Regions from separate parts of the Mus musculus genome. Here regions 1, 2 and 4 are each linked to region 3. The links are chromatin loops, found by intact Hi-C in ENCODE. Cell type or tissue: gastrocnemius. All regions are shown on one strand. Each heading gives the region's core, and the rest is flanking DNA. Links, peaks and the distances in the headings are about the cores only. Region 1 overlaps Anks6 (ankyrin repeat and sterile alpha motif domain containing 6). Region 2 overlaps Anks6 (ankyrin repeat and sterile alpha motif domain containing 6). Region 3 overlaps Gabbr2 (gamma-aminobutyric acid (GABA) B receptor, 2). Region 4 overlaps Gabbr2 (gamma-aminobutyric acid (GABA) B receptor, 2).

Region 1 (6,172 bases), core at 736-4,735, 350 kb before region 3:
TTACGATGCTGTCTCCTGTGGCCATCACCCCATCTCACCACTTTGTGTGTTGATGGGAGCTGCTGAGGATGTTGACTGTAGGCCTGGTTCTACATTCAGCCCTGGAAGGAGACTGGCTGTAGCCACAGATGGCTTAGGTTCTAGTTCTGTCAACATCTCTAGTGCAGGTGGAGGGGGCTTTGCAGGGAGTGGTGTCAGGCTTTTGGAGCTACTTGCTGCGGCCTCTGCCCATCTCTGGCTCATGGTTAAGACCCCAAGCAGCCAGCTCCTTGCCCTGTTCCTTGTTTCTCTGTGTTACGGCATCGAAGAGATGAGGGGTGGCCTGGAAAGGCTGGGGGAGGATCTGGTGAATAGCGTGCTCTTTTGGGAGAGGTGCAGTGGCTGCTTGGCACCCAGGAGGGGGGACGCTGGATGGAGCTTGTTCCAGGGCCTGTCCCTGGATCTGTCCTATTGTCAGCTACAGTTGACTCCTGTCTCTTCCCTCCCACACAGTCCTGGTGGAGCCGGATGTCCAACAGGTTCCGAAAGCTCAAACTTATGCAGACACTGCCACGCGGGCTGGCTGCCAACCAACCTTTGCCTTTCTCTGACGAGCCTGAGCTGGCGCTGGACTCCACCATGCGGGCACCCCCCCAGGACAGGACTAGCCACCTTGGGCCACCTGAAGCAGCCCATGCAACCAAAGACAGTGGTGAGAAGAGCTGCACCCGGGGTGGGTGCCAACGGGGACACCAAGGCCCAGGCTCCACCTGCTGAACTCTAGCAGGCCATGAGATGAGACACAGGACCAGCGGCTGATCTGGGAGACACTAGAATAGGCACATGCCATGCTGATTGTAGTAGAGTGGTCAGCAGTAACCTGCAGAGGAGCTCTGAGGTCTGGTTCTTCACTTCCTACTAAGAACTACAGGCCAGGCACGGCCTTTGATGGTTGGTGTCTTCACCATCCAGCGTGATTGACTTGTGGTACTGAAAGGGTTTTGAAACACAGGGAGTTCACACAGTAAGGTGGTGAGCCTCACACCACTGGGGGCATTTAGCTGACCGAAGGACCTTGCCAGGTTGCTGAAGGATTTCCAGATTGGAAGGAAAACAGATTTGATAAGATCCCTCCAGCAGTCAGATTCCCATCCTGGATCGACCCCTTTGGTACTACTGTTAGAGACAGACTATTGAGTGGGCATGCTACTACTATCTGACCCAGCAAGGCAGAGGCTGGAAACGTACTCTGAGAGGACTTTAAATGTCTTCCATCTGTCAGTATATTGAACACCAATTGTTATTAAATATTTACGTCCCCAGGAGAGCTGAATTTCCAGGATGTGGGGGCCCCGGCACCACTCTGCAGGCGGTGGTCACAGGGAGGCCATTTCAGGAAGCTTTTGTTTGTTCTGCAGGTCCTGGGAACCCAAGAAGAGAGAAGGGAGATGTGTTACTGACAACCATGGTGAGTGGGTGCCTAAAAGCATGAGAGGCAAGAGAGGCTGTGCCCGGCCCGTGGACCCTCAGCAGAACAGAGGTTTCTGTACTGGTTACTAATGCCCAGTCTGTCACACTCAACATGACTGCCGGTCCGTGGCAGCTTGATTCTGAGGAGGAAGGGTGTGAGTGTTTGCCTCCATGGTAGCCACAGGTAGAGGGATGGTCAGATGGGTACCATCCAGTGGAGCACTGGCTTCCATGGATCAGAGCAGATGCCAGCCTTGAACTGCGAATGAAGCCTTGTGAAGACTTGGGGTCTCACACAACCCAAGGTGGCCCCACAGTTGCTGTGTAGCCAAGGGTAACTTAACATCTAGTCCTCCTGCTTCTGTCAACCAAGTGCTGGGATGAAGGGGATCCATCATGCCAAGTCATACAGTATCTGGGCCTCATGTGTGCACCATGCTAGGGAAACACCATTCCAGTGTTTCCCAGGTCCCCAGACCTTAGCGGCTACATCCAAGTCCTGGCCATGTGGTAGGGACCAGATGGGAGAAATTGACAGGCAACCAGCATTAGCAGGAAGACTCACCATTCTGGTTAAGTGGGGGAGCTGAGGAAGGGGTGTTTCTAGTCTAGAAGGGCCTCAGTTTCCTGACCTGTAAGCTTAGAATTAGGGTAAGCTAAGAGTATTAGAAGCCCCTGAGGTCATAGTGACACAAATGAGACAGCAGCTTACTCCACAGCGTTGGGGACCTCAGTTCGTCTATTCTCAGGTTTCTATTGATCAAGATTACCTCATAGTCCAAGAGGGCTTCCATAGCTCTGGCCGTTACGTCCTGTGTTAGACTTTCCAATGCTTAGTCAGAGCATTTTGAGTAAAACTTAAAAGGAAGGTTTTTGTTTTTTGTTTTTTTTTTTCATTTTGGTTTTTGTGTTTTTTTCATTTTGGTTGTTTTTAGCATATGTTCTAGAAGTTCCCGTCTATGATCTCTTGGTTCTGTGGCTGAGGCTCTGGGGTGACACTGAATGTCACGTGAAGGAAAACCATTCAGTTTGTGTAGTGAGGAAGAGGGAGGGGATCCCCATGTCACTTCTGCTCAGGGCAGAAGGCTTCCAGTCGAGTCACGTGGCCACAGCACACTGTGCAGACTGGCCCCTGAAATCTGTCCAGGTGACCAGGTTCCTATTAAACAACAGGAATGTCATTGCTAAAGAGATGTGGAAGGTAGATCCTGGTAGAAAAGCTGCCTCTAACTAAGGGGTGGTTATCATCCCAGCGGTAGTTTTGAAAGGAGATTGTCTCCCGGGAGGCCTTCAGCCTAGTGCTGTCTGATCTTGACTGTTACCTCACCTCTCTGGGCTTGATGTTCTCTGGTACCAAGACTCTCCTGGTTAGAGCACCTTGGCACTGAGATGCTAATTCTGGCCAGCAGAGGGCAGTATTGTCAAGGACAGGCAAGCCGGAGCAACTTGCCTACCAAGCCTAGGCAGGGTAGTTAGGTACCGAGCTGCCAAGCAAGTGGTCTCTGCCTTTGTCCACACTTTGCCTGTCCGTTGGGTGTAGTTAGGGTCTCCCAAGATGATTAAGATCACACATCCAGAGTGAGTCACGGTGGCATTTTTAGTTTTCATCCTTTGTGGTTTTTTTTCTAAGCATTTTTAGTATCTAGGATTGTGGAATCAGGTTATACTAAGACCAGCAAACACCTCAGCACTTCCTAAGTGTTCAGCTCTGTGCACATTCTCACCCAACCTCCCCAGAGCTGCGCACGACCAGTGGTATTACCATTTCCCCTCAGTGTCTTGGAACTGATTTATTAACAATTTCCCATAATCTTTTCCATGTCATTAAAACCTTGTTTAGCCACATCATGTTTAATAGCCGTGTGACAGGACATTCCATCAGAGTGACTTCACCCAAGACAGACCCCTGGGAGTTAGGGAGGGGCTTCTGTAGCTCTTTGCAATTTTAACAGCTCTGTGAACATCCTTATACTGCAGTCTCCTCGGCTTCCTGACACCCCTCAGGCAAAGAATGTGAAAGTCGTTGCTTCCAGAAGTGCCGTAGAAGTGCCCGTCTGTGGTGGGCTGGCTGCCCTGAGTATCTAGCCCAGCTTTTGTCAGATAGGGGAAGCCTGTCCATTCCAGAGAGGATGATGCCCATTTACAGACTGGCGGAGAAACAGCTTAGCCTGTGAAAAGAAGCCTGGGAGGCTTGCTGCCAGCCTTGGCACTCTTCTGTCCTACTGCTTGTGTGCAGCAGAGGACACCAGTGGGCTCACTCGGTGGCTCATGGTGGATGGATAGCTGCGGGCCCATGGTGCTGTTGGCCCCAGGGTGGATGTTTGCAGCTACTGGTGCAAAGCTGCCCTCCTGCTCGCCTGCCCACCCCCGGGGCAGGGTTAACCGTGGGATGTCTGTCCCTGTGGAGGACCATCTGGCACCATGTTCAGCCTTCCCTTAATTAAAATAAACGTGGACATTGGAATGCTGCTGCAGACATCCAACAGTCAGTGCGGTGTGGATTGTATACTGACCCCAGTGTAGGTTCACAGAGTAAAATTATGTCACAGTTGAAGAAATGTCCACAGTGGAGCCATGGCCAGGGCATGGTGGGCGTGAAGGGAGTGTGGTTGGGCTTGCAGCCCCCAGCTTCTGCCCCTTATGCTTATCCCAGCATGGCACATGCTGGCTTTGTGTCTCTGCACCTCCTGCTGTATCCCTGGCTCTAGGCATGCCTATATTCTGCCCATCCTATGTCTGGAATGTTCTTTGCCCCATCCCCTTTGTATGCTACTTTAGCATCTCTTAGTCTCTGGTTTGCTGTCTCCTGTCCATACCCTCCTCTTGCCACAGTGCCCTGGGTTACTGGAAGGAGAGCCTGCAATGCTGTCTGGGCTCCCGTTGCCAGTGGAGAAGTGTGCAGAGGCTCTGTCATCTATGGTGCAGGGAGCCCGGCTCCTTCCCCAGAGAGGGAGCTTCCAGGGCCCATCTAATCCTGGCTCATCTTTTTCAGCTGCGAAACGGAGCGCCCTTCCCCCGGCTCCCCAGTGACAAGCTAAAGGCCGTCATCCCACCCTTCCTGCCCCCGTCCAGCTTTGAGCTGTGGAGCTCTGACAGGTCCCACACATGTCACAACGGGAAGGCAGACCCCACGAAGACTGCACTACCCCCAAGAGCCAGCAGGGCCCACCCCGTGGGCTGTGTGGGCACAGACGGTGTAAGTCGCCCGGTTGCTGGACCGTGATACTGCTCACAGAGATCTGGGTGTGTGGCTAGCAGAGGGACCTCAGACACTAGGACCCAGGGTCACAGCATGTGGAAGGTTTAAAGTGTTGCAGGGATGGGTGTGGGGGCAGGGACCTCTGGCTTCTCCCTGGGGAGCACGGTGTGAGCATGTACTCAAGCTCTGTCACCTCTCCTTCAGCTGGTGAGGGAAGTGGAACCCAGCGGAAGAAGTGACCTGCGGAATGACGTACTGACAATCATTGGCCTGGTGGGGGAGGGTGAGAAATGGGGTTCTTGGACTCTAATCAACTATATAATGTTGCTCAGGGCTGTGACCAAGAACACACACTAGGGGGCCGCTGTGTGCACTCCTGGTGCTTTTGTGGGAGGACACACCTGTCCCTTTGACCTCAGTAAAATCTCTCATCTGGAGCCATCTGCCGGTTTCTGAGCTGCCCAGCTTAGTCCCTGTCAGCAGGCCAGGTGTCTTTGGGTGTGTAGACGGTCTACAGTGTGCTTGCAGTAAGTGAGTAAGTTGTAGACGAGGTCTCAGAACAGGTCTTGCTGCTTTGGTGGCTGAGTGGCAGCAGACACCTGGATTTCTGCTGTGTTCATGAGGCAAGGCTGTCCCAGGGCTGGGCACTCTCAGGTCCTAGTGAGACAGGGATCCTGGTGCGTTGAGTGAGGTGAGGTAGGACTGTCCGATAGGCAGAGCGTCCCTTGATTTCTTCCCCTGGCTGCCTTTTTTGAAAATGTGACTAACCCCAAGTTCCCGGATGTCAGTGCTCGGGATTCGTTCCCTCAGCAAGCATTCCTGACCCCTTCCTCCATGGAGCCTAGAGCAGCAGGCACGGCGCCTACAAGAGGTATCTGAGCACCCAGAAGACAAATGTGTGTTCCAGGAGCCAGGAGGCCACCAAGAAGGCTTCTGGGGTCACCCATTGGAGGGAGAGCATAGGGGTGAGGCCTCGCGCTCTGCTCACCTCAGACTGGATCCTTCCTTACAGTACTGTGTGTGCTGAGGCAAGTGTGGCTAGGGCTGTGCCCCCGCTGAGGCTCATGGGAGAGACAGGAGATTCTCTCCCAAGGACACAACACTCCTGTGGACTCTTCTTGACATACACTGGCTTGTGGCTGCATCCCTTCAGCCCCTGCCTCTGTGGTCACTCAGCCTCTCTCGTCAGAATTGCCCGTGTCCCAAGGCAGCCTGAGACTATACTCAGGGAGCACATAGGTGACCCAGGCAAGTTTCTTGTTCTGTTCTGCTCTTCCTTCCTTCTTCCTTTCTTCCTTCCTTCTTCCTTCCTTTTCTCCTTCATTCCTTTTTTTTTTTTTTTAAAGATTTTAGTTTTAGTATATTTTTTTTTTTGAGTATTTTACTGCATGTGTGTACAGTGTTTGCAGAGGCCAGAAGAGAACATCAGATCCTTTGGAACTGGAATTGCAGATCATTGTGAGCCACCATGTGGGTGTTAGGAATCAAACCTGGGTCCCCTGAAGGAGCAGCTGATGCTTCTAA
Region 2 (6,172 bases), core at 1,201-5,200, 330 kb before region 3:
ACGCAGCAGCCTCAGCGGCCCCTCTGCAGGACTCCTGTGCGGTAGGGACAGTGTCCCACAGACAGCGGCACGTCCCTCTCTCCCCAGGTGGACATGGAAGCCTTCCTCACACTCACCGACGGCGACCTGCAGGAGCTGGGGATTAAGACGGATGGCTCCCGGCAGCAGATCCTGGCGGCCATCTCTGAGCTGAATGCGGGCAAGGTACTGTGTTTCAGCTTCCCCCAGCCTTGTCCGTATGCTGAACGTCATCAGGGTCCTCATGACATTCCCTCTAAGTCTCCTCCAGCAGGCATTAGAGTTGGCCTGTTTGCACACTCCTGGTGACTGAGAGCCCTCTGGCCTTCCCCATGCTGCCTGTTCCCTTGTGGGTCTCTCTCCACAAGGTTGCAGCTCCTCCAATCTATGTACATACATCCTCTCTCCTCAGGTGGTTTCAGCCTCAGGGTTGGGTATTGCCTCTGGCAATGCTGTGGGATGAGAGCCCTGGGGACACACTGAGTATGGGAGGAGTCTCAGGACAGGTCATTCCCTCTCTGGGCCTCCCTGCCCTGTCCACAGTTGACTGAGCTGCAGTGGCTGGCAGAGCCCGGACACGAAAGGCTGTCAGACACCATTATCTGTCCTATGTCCCACATCAATGCCTGGTGTTATATTTCATCACCTTTAAAAGTGAATGTCAGCGGTGCCCCATCTCCAAGGCGCATGCACACCAGGCAAACACTGTCCAGCTGCTGGCAGGCTGCTCAGACCTGCACCTCCTGCCCCTTTCCCATGGGGCACCACGCTCAGCAGCCTGAATGTTTGCTTACCTATGGCTTTTCTCCATTCTTGCCTCGAAGCCTCCCACTTGTGGGACAGTAGCATGGTGTCGGGGTAGCATGGACACTCTGCCTTTTTCTTGTTCCTTTTTCTTCATGGTTTGGCTATTCCCTGGTTGTGTTGCACTATGTGAGGTGACGCAAGGCTTCTGGTTTCTTCTCTGCTCTGGAGATTGTGTTCTGCAACGGTGAACAGATGAACAGTGCCCAAGCAAAAAAAAAGTATCCATGCCGCCTTTTATCATCTGCAAGTCACTCAGCAAACATGTCTTACTCAGCCCTGATAAGGCCAGAGTCTGCACAGCTGCCTGGCAAGGGAGTAGACACTCCAAGACTTAACCCTGCCTGGCTGCCATGCTAGGCATCTAAGGGAGAAGTTGAACCCAGGGCTTCTGTCCTCTCGCCCTCCTCCTCTCTGTTGCATAGCCAGATCTGGGCCAGTGGCTACTGTTGCTTCTGTTAGGTGATCCTTCGTGAGTGAGGGTGCACCATGCAGGCACTGCATGGCTGGCATTGTCCTGGCCTACCCTTGTGTCTCTGAAAAGGGCTTACCTGGTTAGGCAAGGGAGCCCAGCCCAGAGGCAGGGAGCCCAGCCCAGGTAGTCCTTGTCTTCCAGCCCAGCAAGGCTCCTGCTCTGCTCTCAAGTGTGGAGACTGGGGAGGCACAGACAGGCTGGAGACCAGTCTCCACGGTTAGGAAGGATAGCAGCTACAGAACAGAGCAGAAGCCCTTGGCTAGTCCACCAGACCCTCACAGAAGGCTCCAAAGCACTGGCCTATTATTCAAGTAAAGAACCTGTGTTGTCTTGGGTACCACGTGGGTGCTGAGAGCTGAGCATCTCTGTGACCAGCACTGTGCCGTAGACACCACACAGCCCCCACGCACAGAGTGCTGGAGGAATTTGTGCAAGGTCACACAGCTAGTAAGAGGCAGGGGCTGGATTGGAACTCAGACTTGGTGTGACCATAGGTCTGAGCATCACTAAACTACATGCACATGTGGGAGAGGGGAGGCATAGCATGCTCTGTCCTCTATGTAGAGTGGGGTCTCCATTGGCAGTGTGTGTGTGTGTGTGTGTGTGTGTGTGTGTGTGTGTGTGTGTAGACCTGATGGGAGGCTCTGGGTAAGGGAGCAGAAGACAGGAACAGAGCAGGCCATAGGAAGCAATGTGGGGGAAGCCAGAGGGCACAGGTGAAGGCTAGGACAGTGGGATGACCCAGGGGAGGGAGGGAGGGCAGGATCTTAAAAAGTGTCAGAATGTTAGGGGTGTGGAATTGGGGTTTCTACTTTTCTACTAGCCCTGAGGGTGGACATGTGGTTAAAGAAAGGATGACAGGAAAGCCAGCTTAGACCAGTTCAGGAGGAGAACCAGAGCACATTCTGATGTGGATGGTAAGGACAGGCAGGGGCTGGCACCACAGGTGGTGACATGGGAGATGACAGCGGGCAAGGCCACTGTAGCCTCCTCTACCCTGTGAAGCTGTGGGCTCCTTGGCCCAGGGAGACAAAGAGAAAGGTGTCCTCAGTTGAGTGACTGTCCTCAACAGAACAGAGGACAGGAGAGCCACAGGAACCCCAAGGCATCTCCCAGGTCTGCAGACAGCACCTTCTGTTCTCTACCAGGTTGACTGCCTCCTGCCCCCTGGTTAGCACAGGCCCTGGTTTCTGTTCTGAGCATGGCACCATTACAAGCAGAAGGGTGGTGGGTCAGCTAGGCGATCCTCCTTGGAGCATCCGTAGGAGAAGGCCCTGAGTACCTGAGATGCTGAGCCAAGGGCACCTTGTGTCCTTCCCCCTGGAAGCCCGCACATGCCAGGCCAGGCAATCTACCCGAGTCATCCCCAGGAGAAGGCCCTGTTTGCCCAGTCCACTGGAAAGGGGCAGTGCCACCATGTCTTAGAGGAAGCTGGGGAGACATGCAATATTATGAAAGCCTTCAGCTGCACTCCCTGCTCTGCTTATTAACATGACAGTGGCTGGAGCACAGCTCCCAGGTCAGATGCAGCTCAGACCCCAGCCTGCAACCCCGGACCTGGATACTCAGGGCAGGCTCCGCCTGGCCCTGCTGGGAGACTCCAGCTCCTCACGGACGACTTCTTTTGATTATCATGCCATTCTTTTTGACACTTTGCTCGGTAAAGAGGACACGTGCCTCAGGCTGCATCTCTGAGATGCCAGAGAGAGACCTATGCTTTTTGCTGCCTGGGTCCACAGCATGATGGAAAAAGGAGAGAATCGACTGAGTAGGTCTAGAAGGGTACTTTATTATTTTTTAAATTAGTTTTTATTCATGTGGGTGTTTGGCCGTATGCATGTATACCACGTGCATGTAGTACCCAAGGCGGCCAGAAGAGGGCATCAGATTCCCGAGGCTGGAGTTAAAGTTTTAAGGGGCATACATACTGGTGCTGGGAAATCAACCAGTGACCAGCAGCCCCTACTCTGATGCTGAGCCATCTCTCCAGCCCCTGAAGAGGCACTTCTTAAAACTGCAGTGGAATGGGACCATGAGTGGGCTTTGTAGGGAGGAATGGGGATTTCTTTGTTGTGTGTCCTCTTAAAGAAAGGCTTCAGCTAGTAATCTAGGTCTTTGTGTTTTCAAGCGAGGGCTAAGGACGCGGTTCTGTTGACAGAATGCTCACCTAGCATTCATGATGTCCTGTGTGTGATTCCCAGCACTGCATAAGACAGTACTTATGGTGGTGCATGCCCGTGCTCCCAACACCCAGGACAGGGAGGCAGGAGGGTCAAGAGGTCAAGGCTATCCTCACAGAGTTAGCAAGTCCAAGGCCCACCTGAGATACCGGAGAGCATCCTTGTGCAGGAAACGTGAAATTGGGAGCTGACGGTCACCCTTACCTACATAACTAGTTCAAGCCAGCCTTGAGCAAGGACTGCATGTTAAATGTGTGTTATCAGCCTAATAACACCACTCAGCAAAGCACTACCGATCCTCTGTCTGCCGGCCAGGTCTCCACCGTGAGCGCGAGCCTGAGAGCTGCTGAGTCCATGGATCCCCAGTGGGTGTGTGTTACAGGAGGCTCAGCAGAAGCCGCTCACAGCCCTGCCTGTCCCTCGCAGCCCTCCCTGCCTGGGCTCCAAGCCTTTGCTTCTTTGTGTTCTCCCTTCTTGTGATTTTTTTTTCTTTAAATTAAGTTTGTATAGTATAAAAAATGATTAAGGATTTTTGTAAGAAATCATGTTCCCCACACTTGGGACCAACACTGTTCACTTTGGGGCAAATGACTCTGCAGTGTCTTGTGCCCAGTGGCTCTTAAAAACAACAAACAAACAAAACATGGCTGAGATAAATTTGGATCTATAATTTTATATTTGATTTTCTTTGTTTAGCGTGAAATCTGTGCGGTCACCCATAGCGCTGAGAATGAACCTGGGGTTTTCTTAGATGGAGGCTTGCTGTGTTCAGGATCCCCCTGCCTCAGCCTGCCGAGTGCTTGGAGGACAGGCATGGTTACGGTGCCCTGCAGAGTTCTTGCTGATGTAAATTTACACAGGTGTGCTAAAACTGTTTTCTAAAATCCCTGCTTGTTGGTACACAGCTTCCCACTTGTGGACGCAGCAGACAGCTCCATATGAAGGCTCCCCAGTATCATCAGGATAGATGTCACTAACTCAGAGAGCCAGGCCACAGTACATCTGTGTCATCCTGAATTTCTCTCCAGAAAGTGCCACGGATGTCCCGCTAGCTGTAGGTGTGAGTTCACAGTCCCTGGAAGCCTTGCCAACATTGAGCACTAGTGATTTGCTTTATCAAAAAATCACATCTACACGTGCATGTATATGTGTGTGTGTGTGATTATTCATGTTACAGAGCACATGTGGAAGCCAGAGGACAACTTGCAGGGCTCAATCTCAGCTTGCACTAAGTGGGCGCTAGAGACTGAACTTGGATCCTGGGACATAGGGGAAGGCGTGTTAACCCACTGAACCATCTCGATGGCCCCTGTGGTTTGGTTTCTAGTCATTACGTGTTTGTAGGTCCAAACATACCCTTGGTTTTAATTTACTTTTCTTGAGCTACTAGGCGGACCCGAGCTATTTCCTGCATGTAACAGTCATTTGCTTTTCTTTCTGGGGTTGTTCAGTCAGACCAGAGGGCAGTTGTCACCGCCGTCCTGGTGATGGTGGGTTGGATCTATGGCACCCTCCTGAGGTGAGGAGCAGAGAACTCTGGGACCTGTCTCTGACCTCCTTCTCAGGGGATTGAGGCTAAAGTGGTACTTAAAGTCAGATGACATGTTCCCTGTTCTCTGCTACTCTGGCATGTTGCATTAGTCCATTTTACAGATACTGCTTAGGGGAAGGAAGCCAGACCTGGCTGCCACCACCTGTCATGGGTGGAATAAGACTGCTGGTTCCCCTGCCCACATTTGTGCTTGGTCTCTACTCCACAGCTTTCAGCCATGCGGCTGCCATGTGACTGCCATGCGTCCATGCACTCCTGCTGATACTAGCAATTGTTTAAGGTCATCTTCAAGGTTGGCAGAAAAGGGAGTTCTCATTATCCTGTCAGCACAGGAGGGCTCTGCACCGGGGTCCAGAGAGAGACTCCTCTAGCTGGTACAAGTTTATGAAGTGAATGAAAAGAAAAGAACCTTTGGACTCTGCCCTTTCTCCATGGGCACTTTCTTTTTACAAAAAACAATCTTCCAAAGATGATTGATTACCCACCCCCTTTTTTAGACGGGCTTACTAATTAGCTTTGGCTATCCTAGAACTTGGTATGTAGATCAGACTGCCCTTGAACTCACAGAGATCTGCCTGCCTCTGCCTCCTGAGTGCTGGGATGAAATGGGTATACCAACAGGCATTATCCCATTTTACAGATACTAATAATGCACTTCTAACTTGCTGTAAGTTTTGACCACATCTATTTGTAATATAGAACATACAGTCTGACTGTGCTCTCCCCTGGTCAGGACCTGCCTGCTGCCCACACAGTGTCTCATGATGGGTCCTACCTGCTGAGCCACTACATACCTTATCCCTCCTACAGATGAGAAAACCAAGGCCCAGAAAGGTGGAAAGGCAAAAGGGACAGGTGGGATTTGAACCCAGGCTGTTGGGTTTTAATCCATGTTTAACTGGGGTGTATCTGTTGCTGCCTCTCCCTGTTCCGTGGGGCTGTTCTAGGGCTGAATAAACAGCCACGTCTACCTTTTCTCACATCAAAATGGATGGGAGGGACTTGGGGCTTTGTTGTGGGGATCCCATTGCGTTCCTAAAATTGGGCAAGTGAGGAGTTTTCCAACCAGCGGGGGGGGGGGGGGAGGGGGCAATCGTACCTCATCCAGGGACAAGACCGAGGTCTCCCTTCACCAGCAGCTGG
Region 3 (6,172 bases), core at 987-4,986:
TCTGAAACCCTCTGAAGTCAAAGATAATAATGGCTGACACCTCAGGAGGTTTCTCAGCTTCTGCAGGCAGTAAACGATTAGCTACCTCCCTTCATCCCTCTCTTCATCGCCTTGCTAGCCCTGGGAGCCTTCAGGTGAGAAAGTCGCAGCTCAGAGGGACTTCGAACTCTGTTCAAAGTCACCTAGCTGCCGAGAGATAGGCTCCATGCTCTCTCTCTACTGAAGGGGTCCTCCATCTTTCCCCCAAAAGGCAGCATTGATTCACCTGACCCCAAGGGGAAAAAGGTATCTCACAGACACCGAAATACATTCCCCAAAATGTATGTGTCCACCACCAACACACACACACACACTCATAGCATGAAGAAAACTTATCAATTTTCCAATGTGTTTTTTTTTATTGACTTTGGCATTTAGGATATGAGGCAAGAATGGAAACCAAAGGAAATTCTTCAAGGCAGCTGCAGACAGCTGGATGGAAGGGTCCTGGGGGCAAGCCACCCGCTGGAGCAACAAGATGGAGTGCCCAGGGGGACTAATGGTGCATGGCACATATCAGGCTCCCTCCCCTCACCATCTCCTTTCTCCCAAATCCTAACCCAGGCCTCCCCACCTAGCCCCTCTACCAGGACACACAGAAGTCTTGAGTGGCAAGTCCATTCCAGTGTCAGAGCTACATCACAGCTCCTCTGTGCCTAGTCTTTATTCTCCCTGTCACAGGTGTGCAGGTGACAAAGGGAGGCCTCGTTTGTTATTGTTGTCTCTAAGATTTTATTGTTTCATTACACGTATGTGCATCAATGTGCTGCAAGTTTCTTTCCTCCCATACTCACAGATCAGACAGGGAACTGTACTGTCAGCCCCAGGGGCTCTTGAGGGTACTTCTGGTGCAAGTGCCAGCAGAGGCCAGAAGAGGGCGCCCAATTCCTGTAAACTAGAATCTTGGACGGTTGAGAGCTGCCATGTGGGTGCTAGGAATCGAACTCCGGTCCTCCTCCTCCAGAGCCATGTCAGGTCATCCCTCTCCCTCATCCCTGGTGTTGGGACCTTCTCTGGGAGTGCTCGCTACCTCTGCTACTCATAGCAATGATGTGTGACTTGTCCAACATTAGTGTATTGACTAGGACTCATGTCTCAAGGATGCTGGCATCAGAGTGGTCTTGGACATCCAGCGTCTTAGTGTCTAGTGTCTAGACATAGCAGGCACCTGGGAAATACAGAAAGGACTTTGAAGGAATAAATAGTGGACAAGGATAACTGTCCTCCAGTGACCTGGCTCACATTCACTACACATAAACTGACCAGCAAGGGGGAGGGAGGCGCTGGGAGAGAGCAAGCATGAGGGCATGAATTTCTTCTCCAGCACCCAGGTAAGAAGCCAGGCCTGGGCATCATATGCCGGTAATCTCAGAGCTGGAGAGGTGGGGACAGACGGATTCCTGAGGCTCTCTGGCCAACCCGCTTAGCCTAATTGACAAGTCCCAGATGCCGGTGAAAAACGAAAGACCCTGTCTCAGGAAAACAAAGTGGATGGGTCCCAAGGAATAACACCTACACACACACACACACACACACACACACACACACACACACACACACCAATAAGGGGCTCACTTTGTAGCTGTGGTGCTGAAGCCTAGCAAAGGGCTTACGCAACTTCTCCCAGTAAGACTGTACCAAGATTGAGTCTTTGTCTTTTCAGGCCTGCGTTGGTAGACCCAGGTCCCCACCTGCTGCCCATATTTGCTGCCTAACCATGCAGGCTGTGTCCAGAGGCCACTGACCTACATTGTCAGGAGCTGCATCCTGCAGAGGGATCCTGGCCAGCTGCTCTCCTTCCCATGCACAGATGCAGTAGGCTTTCCCGGGCAGCTTGTGCAAACCTCCCGCTGAGCAGTGCTGGACCAGGAGCCAACATGTCTACCCTCTGGCCATCCCAAGCAGGTGTCCACCTCTCTGCTGGGCACAGGGCCCTATCAGGCAGGCAAGCATTTCCTTGGCTTGCGTTCAGCCTGCAGCATCAAAAGCTCAGCCTTCGCAGAGTCCCAGGGCTTCTCAGGGGCTCGAATAAACCCTCAGCAGTGAAGCTATTCCCGCTATTCCCTTCTGGAGCGCAAACCGACTCCTACCTACTGTCTCCTTAGAATTCAGGGTGATGCTTAGGAGAAGCAGGCAGTGTGGGGTTTGGGTTGGAAGGGCAAGCGGTGAGGATGGGAGAAATGCCAGACAGGTCTGGGTTTAATCTCACCCCTCTGACTTAATAGTGGCGAGCAGGCTAGTTACTTAGATGAGTTAACCGTTCCGTGCCTCTGCATCTTCATTTGTAAAGTGAGCATAAGGTCTCAGTGCATTCTGACATTGGCGACAGCGGCGTTCATACCCTAGCAACCAGCAGGAGGTGAGGCTCATGCTTGCCTTATCCTCGCTGTGGTTATCCATTGCTTATCCCTTGCCTACCCATTACCATTACATGGGAGGAGGCTCATGCATCGCCCTGGGAGGCCACCTCTCATGGGAGCCTCCTGGCCCTGGGTGGGAGACCTGTGAGAACAGAACCCTCTTCTGCCCTGCTTAGAGTGACGTCCCTATGCCCTCAGAAGGACCTGGGAAATGAGGATGATTTGTAGTAGTCATGGATGGATGGTTGGATGGATGGATGAATGAATGAATGGATGGACAAAAGGTGAGAAAAGAAAAGAAGAAACTAAGGAGAATCGAGCAGACCGCAAGTCTTTACAACCCGTCATCCAGAGCAAGAACAGCTCTGTTGAGCCAGAGGAAATACAGTCCTGGGAACATAGGGAGACCTGAAGCCAGGCACCGGCTGTGTGGACAGCCCACCGCAAGGGAGCCCAGGGTAGTGTCCCCTCGCCGCCTCCCCCAGCACCCCTTCATAGCTGCCCTGGAAGCTGAGGATTGGGTCTATCGCAATGCTTGGATACCTGGCCTTAGTGGCCTCTGTCAGGGACAGTAAGTGGGTCCTTTTCTTAGTCAATGACAGCTTCGCCTTTGCAGCTTCACTGGACAGGTGAGTCTGTTCCCAGCAGCGGGTATGGAAGGGTCACCCACAGCATGCCGCACAGTGCTTTGGTGACCTCTAGTGGCGCTTTGATGTATGACAGTGATAACTGAAAAGCACTTAGGTGGCGCCTCTTCCACAGGCGTGACTTCACAGTCTACTGTGAACCCAAGTCCCATAAAGGATCTGGGTGACTCTACAGTGACTTACTTAGCTCGCACTGAGACTCAGTACCAGTGTCCCTTTACTATAGTCAAAGACTTCCCATCATCCCCCAGCCCAACCTGGGCCGCTGTGACCCGTAGCATGGAGTTGGGGCCACAAGTGAGAGATGTAAAAAGCCAAGTTGGAAGAGTTATTACCAAGTAAGCACCTGTAATGTGGGGAGGTCAGGAAAAATCAGGCCCCTGGCCCTGTCTCTGCCACCCTGCCCTGCGGCGGTCCAGGCTGGGGTCAGGCTGGGAGGGAACAGATGGCTGGATGTGAGAGCTGGGATTTAAAGAAAGCATGGGAAAGGATACAGATGTGAAAGAGGCTGGGGCGAAAGACGGCTGGGCTGGAATGCAGACAGTAGAGGCAGAGCACAGCAGACCCATGAGCATCTGATGGGACAAGGACCACATGACTTCGCAGAGGAAGGCAGATATTTGGAGAGTCAAAGGCATGTAGAGCAGGGGACAGCAGTCCACTCCACACACTGAGAGTGTCAGGCTCAACCCTGGATCCGGGGACACTCGCAGCTGCACCAGGGTCAGGTGGAAGAAAGTGCAGGTAGTGTCCTTCATGGACTGCCCCTCGAGACTCAGAGAGACAGCTCAGAGTTATTCTGGGCAGCCCAAGAGGAAAGATGAAATCCGCAAGATAAGTAAAGTCCAGGGAGAAGGTTTGGTTCAGTAAAAATGAACATGCAGCCGTCTCCCCAAGTGTCAAAGGGAGGGCTTCCTGTCACAGTATGTAGAGCCAGGCAGGCACTGCCAGCCTGCACCAATCATGTTCTCCATACACTGAACAGTGGCATGCGACAGGACACCCACCCCCTCCGCAGCTGAACCCACCTCACATGGCTACCTCTATCTCTAGAACAACAGACACAATCATTAATACATCTGCAGCTCACATGACCGTGGGGGGAGGGGGGGGCTCTGCTCCTGCATTCTGATGTCTGTGAGGTTGTCGGACACGGAATCTGACACCAAGTCACGGCTGACCTTGGGACCAAGTCCATTCTGTCTCCTTAATTAAACTCTGGGAGGATGTCAGGAAACCCCATTAACCACGATGAGTGCATCCCAGCCAGTTAGGGTGTCGTGAAGGGTCATCTCCGGCATTCTGGAGGTCACCTCAGGAACCTCCTGTCCCTTCTAACACTGTCCGTATTCACATATGAACTCAAGGAAGCTAAGCTAATGTCTTTCTGTGGCTTGGCACAGCTAAAGGGGCATAGAGCCCGAGAGCACGCAGCTGAACAATGGGAAGATTAGAAGGCCTGAGCCCACAGACCCCAACAGACTCAGCCTCTCTGGCTTCCATACTGGAACACCATCTTTTCTCACCCATGGGAACCCAGGAAGTGCCTGCCTCCACGGCCAGGCCTAGAGACCAGCCAGAGGCAGGAGGGTTTCGAGGCTCTTCTGTCTGGAGCCTGCCTTCCGTGGGCCCCATCAAAGGGCCCCCTCTGCCAACGATTGACCCTGGGTATGACCACCCCTTGCTGTCAGGCACCCCCAGAAGAGCACAGCATCCTGAACACTTTTCTTTGACGACATGCTTGCTCTCAGAGATTCCACTGGCCTGGCAAACATGATTTGCTAAGAAACCATCCATTTTAATTAGCAAATGTGTTGTCGGTATCTATCTGTGAATGGATTCTGACACTGTATTGCGAGACCAGGCAAGTAAGTAAATATGGTGACTCTGTTGGAAATCAGAGATCTCCGGTGCAAAAAGAGGCGAAATTAGGGAATGGGAGAGGCAGGCAAGATCTCTGAGGTATGGCTTCATCTGTAAAATAGACGAACAGATACAGAGCAGATGATAGAGGGGAGGGATAAATAGGTATTAGGTGACCAATGATAGAGAGACAGCTAACAAGTATACACAGATGATAGATTGATGGCTAATAAAGGGTTCATAGATGATAGATGAATGATACATAGATGATAGATGAATAATTGATAAGAGGTAAACAGACAAATAATTGATAGATGCTTAGATAATAAAGATAGATGATAAATAGATGCTAGCTAGGTGACAAATGGATAATAAATATTTAAGAGATAAAGACTGATAGATGGTAGGTATACATACATACATACATACATACATACATACATACATACATAGGGCTAAAACCAATGATACCCTAGGACAGTGAGTCCACAAACTTTTCAAATGTTCATTTCCAAGCACCATTATCCATTGAAAAGAAAAATAACCAAATTCCAATGCTGGGCCAAGAAAAATGCCAGGGGAGCTGAGACCATTCTGTGCCAAGAAGCAAGTGTTCAAAAAATAAAATGACAGGAACATGTGGGAGAAAACGTCAGGGGCAACAGGAAGGCATTTTCCACTGGCCAAGTCTGTGAAACTTGAGTCAAAATGCATAATGACAGCAATGGGTTGTAGGACACTGGGTTTAGAAGAACCCATGAGACCATAAATAACAGGGAAGCAAGAATGTGCTGTTTTGCAGCAGAATAGGATGTGTCCAAATAGGGTGACAGTTAACAAATCCTGGGTTTGCAGTTCCCAGAGTCACTAGGCCTGAGCTAATGTTTGCAGGAAACAGCGTCCTGGCAGGGCCTCACAGTGGACCCCAAGGATGACTCCCTAGTCACAGAGGGGAAATGGCACCTTTCAAGTGGTCTGACCACCACAGCCATGTGAGCCCAGTGAGCATCACCAGTCATTGGACAAAGCGCTGTCTTATGTCCTGAGGTATAGCACAGGGGACCTGAGGACATCTTAGGCAGGATTCCTGCCCAGCATGCATAACCCTGAAGTCAGCTGTGCCAACGGTCAGCCAATCCACACGGGACACTCTGCACGTTAACTGCGCTGAATTCCTCAGGAATGCTGAGAGAAAGACCAAAGTGGGTTAGGATGCTGTTTGAGACTAAAGCAAGCCAGAAAGACAAAAAAATTAAAAAATAA
Region 4 (6,172 bases), core at 679-4,678, 140 kb before region 3:
AGCGAGGAGAGGCCCTGATGCAGAACGCGGAGGTAACTGCCAGTTTGTGGCTGATTATACACAGAGATACAATGGACTCTTATTGGAACTTCTGTCTGCGCATCTCTGATTATCTTCCAGGGATGGTTCCTAGAAATAGCACTCGTGCATTTTGAACCTTTTGTGTGTGTTGCCAAATTGTCCTCCGAGAAGATCACACCACTGAGTGCCAGCGCCTCAACGCACATTCTCTCACCCTTGGCAGTGGCTGTTTTAATTTGCATTTCTTTGATTACTATTGAGATTGAATCTCTTTCCTAAGGCTCCTCTTGTTTCTAATTTTCCTTTTGTGAGTTTGGCGGCTCATGTGATTGGCACTTTTCCTGACTGGACCATCCTTCTGTCCCAGGTTGGTGAGCCTGCTTTATACCAGGCCACCCTCCCTTCTCACGTTTGTGGGAGGTATTTGCTCATGTTTCATGAGTCCTTGAACCTTGGCTTTGTGAGTTGACGAGTGGGATTTGTTATTTTATGTGGCTAGGTTTATCGAAGCCATTCTCCTCACCTTTAACGCTCCTCATCTTTAACGCTGTGCTCAAAACCCCCTCATCACAGGGACTCTTATAACTATGTCTGTTCTCTTCCATTGCGTCCACTGTTGCGTTCCGCCTTATCTTGAATTTCAGCTAAAATAAATAAATAAGTGTCTGAAGCATCAAATCCTTTTTCTCCTGCTCCCAGACACTCAATTATTCTTTCGGCATTTAATGACTAGATCTTTTCCAGACTCATTTAAAATGCCTACGCTAAAGTTGACCTTTAGAAAATAACATACATTTCTATATGCTTTTGACCAGTTTCGCAGGATATAAATGTAGCGCACGCCACAGATGTGATTTTAAACTTTCTGGTGGCTACATTTTAAAGTGTTAGAAAATAAATAGGCAAAATCAACTTTAACAATGTGTTTCCTTTGCTGCAACATGTCCTAAATATTATCATTTCGGCACACGTCACTGACTACGCTCCGTGAGGGCTAGGGACCCAGTGGCGCTTAGTAGGGCTGCACCAGCTTGAAGCGTTCCTGCATTGAAGTGTGTTTCGTTGCTCTAACCAATGTGGACCTGGCACCCTGGGTCTTAAGGGGTTCTCACAGCGCGACTGATTCATAGTCCGCGCTTCTTCACTCACAAACTTTATTTTCACCAAATTGATTGTGGTGAGGCTCCCAGAATGCTCTTGACTCTCTTGCCTGAATTCCAGCCACTCTCCGATTGCTCTGCGGCAGACACGACACCTCTGTGACCCATGGTGCACATTCATAAACACGGAGTTCTTGGCTCACTTGTTTGCTGGCTGGCAAAGTAGCCTCGTTTTCTTTGTGTAGGTTCTCTCCTTGGCTGGTGGGGTTGCTTCTGTGTATCCTACATTGAGGCCTGCCTTGGGAGATGGGATCTACTTTCTAGAATATTTTTAAAGTAGTTCTCACTGGCTTATAGGAAAGCTATTGATCTCCCTGCAAGCATCTCTTAGGACTGGTTGTGTTGAATGTATTGCTTCCGGAAGTTTCTCCTCTCTCAGTTCCCTTGAGTCTTCTGAGCAGTTGTCAACAACATCGACATCAAGAATGAGCTTGCTCTTGGTTCCCTGGACCACATCGCCTTTAGCTTCTTGGTTTCTCATTGTGACATCCTGCACAGTTGTTCAGAGCAGAGTGACGGGTTTCTAACTGGTTCCCCAGGGACTGGGTGACTTTCTGCATGTCATTTAATTTCCCATGTTTCTGAAGGTGGGGTCATGTTCAGATTACCTCAGGGGCAGGGAGCATTAAAATAGCTAATATGCATAAGTTCTAAAGGCTTAGAACAGCAGCATCTGGGGCCACACGCTGTCACTCGCCCTTTCTGGTCATCTTGAGGTGTTTGCTAGACATTCGAGTGACGTCTTCAAATAGTGCTAACACTGAGTACTGCCTCCTAGTGCTTACCTTCAATGAGAACATAGCTGGCAAGGTGTGATGCCTGTCAAGTACTCCTCACAGTGTCGAGCGAGGTACTGCCCACGTGTACTCCATATAGGCAGGCAGATCTTCAACCTAGGAAACTGACTGCTCAGACTCTAGTTTGGTAGCCACATTTTCTTTTCTTCAATGTACAAGTTGGGAAATGGCAGCCACCAGTCTTCCTGAATTCATCTTACAATGCACTCGTGCAGCACATATTGATGAAGTGCGTTCAGTTCCAGTCAGAGGAACACAGCTGAGAACGGACTGGTCCCTACCCATGGGGAGTCTGAATCCTTATGCAGGAAAACAGACAAGGAAGGAAGCAGGCTAGTGGCTCTTATGTGACATGATCGAAAGTGCCACAGAGATTAGTCAGGTAGGGCCAGGACAGTACTGAGTGTGGTGAGCTGAGAAGGGCTTTCAGGCTGCCTCCAGGTCAGGATGTCATAGGGAGGGGAGCCCCAGACAGAGCAGCTGAGCGGAGATGCTGGCATGGAGGGCCCTGGTGTGAGAAGAGCGTCAGAAGGCATTGTGGCTGGGGCAGACTGAGGAGGGACAAGCAGTGGCTGGTTAGGACCCTGGGAGGGAATTTTTAGACCTTTTAAGGGGTTGGCTGATACTTTGAGTCATCACAGACTCTACCAGAGAACACCTTGGTGGTCATTCACAGGCTGGGGACTATACTGATATATCCTTGCAGACTGGGACGTCTTTCACTTTCTTCATGAAACCCTTTGTGAAAATTCTTTCCATTTGATGAAGTCAGGGTTGTCTTTTGTTTGCTTTGGTCCTCAGCTTTAAGGAGCACTGGCTAATCCAGGGTCACTAGGTTTTATTTTGAGAGTCTTGAGGTTTTCTTTTTAGTTCCTACGGTTAGACCTTTGGTTCCGGCCTTCTCTGAAATGAGCAATGACTCCAGGGCCTGACCCTACCTACCTACACTAAGCTGAGAGAGCCCACCTTCTGCCGCCCTTGCTTCCTGCTGCCACATGGTGGCGCAAGAAGCGCTGGTCTGCCTGGTTACAGCCCCGGCCCAGGGTCCCTGGGCACACTTCCTAGCACCTCAGCTCCAAGAAAGCTCTGAAGTCTTTCCCCTTCCCCTACCACTCCTTACTCCCCCCTCCTCCTCCTCTCCTTTCCCCTCCCTTTCTTTCCCCACCCCCATCTACATCGTTAAGAACCAGAAAGCAGTCTCTTAGAAAGGCTCCTTCCATTTTCCCATCCCAGACTCTGTGCATCTGCTTTATAAAACAGCCGTCCTGATTGGTGGAAGGGAAGCAGGGGGCGGGAGCAGAAGTTAAATTTTTGGCGAAGCATTACCTTATCTTGTCTTGTAAAGAGAATGGCAAAGCCCAGGCCCTTACTGGGTCTTGTCTCTGTTCTGTCCCACTCTAGGTTATTTCTGCCTTCTTTTCTCTTTAGCGATGTTTGCTCTCAGGACCGTTTCTTTTCTACTTGGGTTTGCACACTTGGTCTTTGCTCTTGGTTCCTGTGAAATGCATTTGCAGAGATGCGTTTGTATTTGATCGTGGTTTTAGCCCACTGTACTGTCAGATAAATGCTGTTTCCTCGACGCTATAATGAAGTGTTCTGCAGTCTTGTTTAAATTTAAAATACTTGGCCTCTGCTTGTCTAATTTCCAATATAGAAATACAGGAACAGCTCTGGACAATTATGACACTGTTGACCTCTGCTCCCATAACCTCTGATTGGGGGGCGGTTATCCAATTTTACTTTTTACATTGTAGATGCTTCTTGTCAACTGTTATCTAACATATTGATTTTTACTGTGAAAGTACACAGCAGTGACCATGATTTAGCAGTCAAATCCTCACTTAACCGGCTAGCATCCACTGCCATGTCTTTGAATCACTCTGTCTCTCTAGCACCAGCGTATATTTTATTAGAATTTTAAATATACCATTTATTGTTTTCTGAGAGTTTCATACATGCATACAGTGTATTCTGATGAAACCCAGCTCCCAGTCTTCGCCCTAACTCCTCCCAGATCCGCCCCACCCCATCTCAGCTTCATCCTCTCTTTTTGTTGATGGTTTTCAAAACAACCCATTGAGTCCCATTTGCGCTGCCATACGATCATAGGTACGGGCCATCCACTGGAGAGAAAGCTTACACATACCGGATATGCAGCCAAGATGAGGAGGCAAACCAGAAAGTGATGAAATAAAACAGTAATAATAACCAATATCAGTCCAAGATTTCCTAACAGAGGCCACACTCCTAAAATGGATTCTCCCTGGCCCAAAAGCCATTAACTGCCAATAGCTCCTCGGTTAGGGGTAGGGGCCCCTGAACCCTCCTCCCCATGCTGGGATGTTGACTGACTGGTCTTGTGTGGTTCTCATGCAGGCAGCTGGGAGCCCCTGGGTGCAGTGAGCCCATCAGGTCCAAAAACACTGTTTTGGTCTGCTCCTCTTGGACCTCTGGCTCTTACAGGCTTTCTGCTATTCTCTTTCTCAATGGTCCCCAAGCCTTGGGAGGAGGGAGTGTGACATAGATGTCTCATTCCTGTCTCAGTATGTATGAGTGCATCTCTAAGTTGCCAGTGTGAGGATGGTCATGTGACACTTCTGTCTACTATGTCATTACATAAGTCATAGCTTCCCTCTGTTGTCTTTTTCGAATGACAAATTATCCACCTGTCTTCTTCAAACCTTTCCTGACATTATATCAAGATTTAGTGTGTCTAGTTGCATATGTAGCAGAGGATGGCCTAATCGGCCATCAATGGGAGGAGAGGCCCTTGGTCTTGTGAAAATTATATGCTGCAGTACAGGGGAATGCCAGGATGGGGGAGTGGGTGGGTTGGGGAGCAGGGTTGGGGGGGATATAGGGGACTTTTGGAGAGGAAACTAGAAAAGGGGATAGCATTTGAAATGTAAATGAAGAAAATATCTAATAAAAATTTTAAAAATAAAAATAATAAAAAATTTAAAAATAAATTAAAAAAAAAAAGATTTAATGACAATGGTTTGGTTGGTTGGTTGGTTGGTTGGTTGGTAAGAGTCCAGTCCTATGTTAGCTACTTACAGAATTTTTTCTCTTTGAAGCAAAGAAAGAAAATATCACATATCTGATATTTGAATGCTTATGCTAAAACATGACTACCACTTTTGTCTGAAGAATTTAGTCTTTAAAATTTTATTAAAGCTCTTTTATAAAATACCTGCAAATAAAACACACACACACACACACAGAGAGACAGAGAGAGACAGAGAGAGACAGAGAGAGAGAGAGAGGTTAACCAGACCCTAAGGTGCCATCTCAGTGGACTCCTGAATAGTTAGAGCAGTTCTGGAGCTGTGGGTTCATACTGGATTTTATAATTCCAACACTCATACCCACACATGCACATATATACCTATATATGCACGCATACACACACATGCACATACAAGCACACACAAGCACACACACACACACAAGCACACACACGTGCACACACACACACACACACACACATGTGCACACAGGCACACACACACACACACATGCACACACAGGTGCACACTCCAGGACAGGATCAAACCAGAGAATCAGCTTTCTATCGCTTCCTGACCTGTGCCTGTTGCCTGCATCAGTTCTTTCCCATCACCCAAATTCCACCCCCCCCATTCCCCACGCTCATATCTTACTGCACTTACATACATGTGCACACAGAAGGGAGGCTACATGTTTTTGTTTTTCTGAGAGTGTATGACCTTGCTTAATAGACATTCTAAGCTTTTCCATTTTCCTGAACATGTTGTGATTTCATTTTTTAGAGATGAATAGTATCCCATTGTATATTTTCACTCTCCATTTATGCATTCTTTCATATATATTATTTATTTTCCCCATGCTATTTATTAAGTATGTATTTTATTATCCATCAGTTTTCCTGTCTGCTGATGGACAACTAAACTAATTCCATTTCCTTGCTGTAGTGAATACAGTGACAATAAGCATGATTGGTAAACTTGTGTGATATTCATGTGCTTTTCCTAAAACACAACGGCAGCTTTTGTTTGAAGACTTTGGTCTTCCTAGTATGAAAGTTTTCTTCCATTAGATCTTTCATTGTTTCTCTTTTGCTCTAAGACCTTGCAGGGTTGATATTCAATGTCAGCCTGGGCAGATTCAGAGCCACCTAAGGTGCATGCTTCTTAGCATCCTGAGACGTTGAAT

The links. Peaks named below come from ENCODE experiments on the same cell type or tissue, not always from the same donor. Only the 100,000 strongest peaks of a DNase experiment are listed, where the experiment ranks them.
Region 1: it touches region 3 in a loop (5-fold over the local background); 36 of 42 quality-filtered maps call a loop at or near these places.
Region 2: a loop joins it to region 3, with 11 times the contacts of the local background. A loop is called at or near these places in 36 of 42 quality-filtered maps.
Region 4: it touches region 3 in a loop (6-fold over the local background); 9 of 42 quality-filtered maps call a loop at or near these places.

What each region holds. Positions count from the first base shown.
Region 1 is chr4:47,034,189-47,040,360 of GRCm38, reverse strand. It overlaps Anks6 (ankyrin repeat and sterile alpha motif domain containing 6), which reads left to right. Exons shown (of 16, transcript NM_001356426.1): 7 at 493-691; 8 at 1,398-1,447; 9 at 4,442-4,645. Among named protein-coding and RNA genes, the nearest start is that of Anks6, 20 kb to the left of the region's middle. In gastrocnemius, for the core only: a CTCF peak has its summit at 2,845 (motif pointing right); DNase peaks (open chromatin) are centred at 2,857, 3,693 and 4,604; H3K27ac peaks cover 316 bases.
Region 2 is chr4:47,017,776-47,023,947 of GRCm38, reverse strand. It overlaps Anks6 (ankyrin repeat and sterile alpha motif domain containing 6), which reads left to right. Exons shown (of 16, transcript NM_001356426.1): 14 at 88-204. Among named protein-coding and RNA genes, the nearest start is that of Gabbr2, 29 kb to the right of the region's middle. In gastrocnemius, for the core only: a CTCF peak has its summit at 3,165 (motif pointing right); a DNase peak (open chromatin) is centred at 3,173.
Region 3 is chr4:46,686,518-46,692,689 of GRCm38, reverse strand. The region is part of intron 13 of Gabbr2 (gamma-aminobutyric acid (GABA) B receptor, 2); the gene reads left to right. Among named protein-coding and RNA genes, the nearest start is that of Tbc1d2, 39 kb to the right of the region's middle. In gastrocnemius, for the core only: no CTCF peak of the experiment used is centred there; DNase peaks (open chromatin) are centred at 1,908, 2,450 and 3,086.
Region 4 is chr4:46,830,148-46,836,319 of GRCm38, reverse strand. The region is part of intron 3 of Gabbr2 (gamma-aminobutyric acid (GABA) B receptor, 2); the gene reads left to right. Among named protein-coding and RNA genes, the nearest start is that of Gm32208, 16 kb to the left of the region's middle. In gastrocnemius, for the core only: a CTCF peak has its summit at 2,961 (motif pointing right); a DNase peak (open chromatin) is centred at 2,987.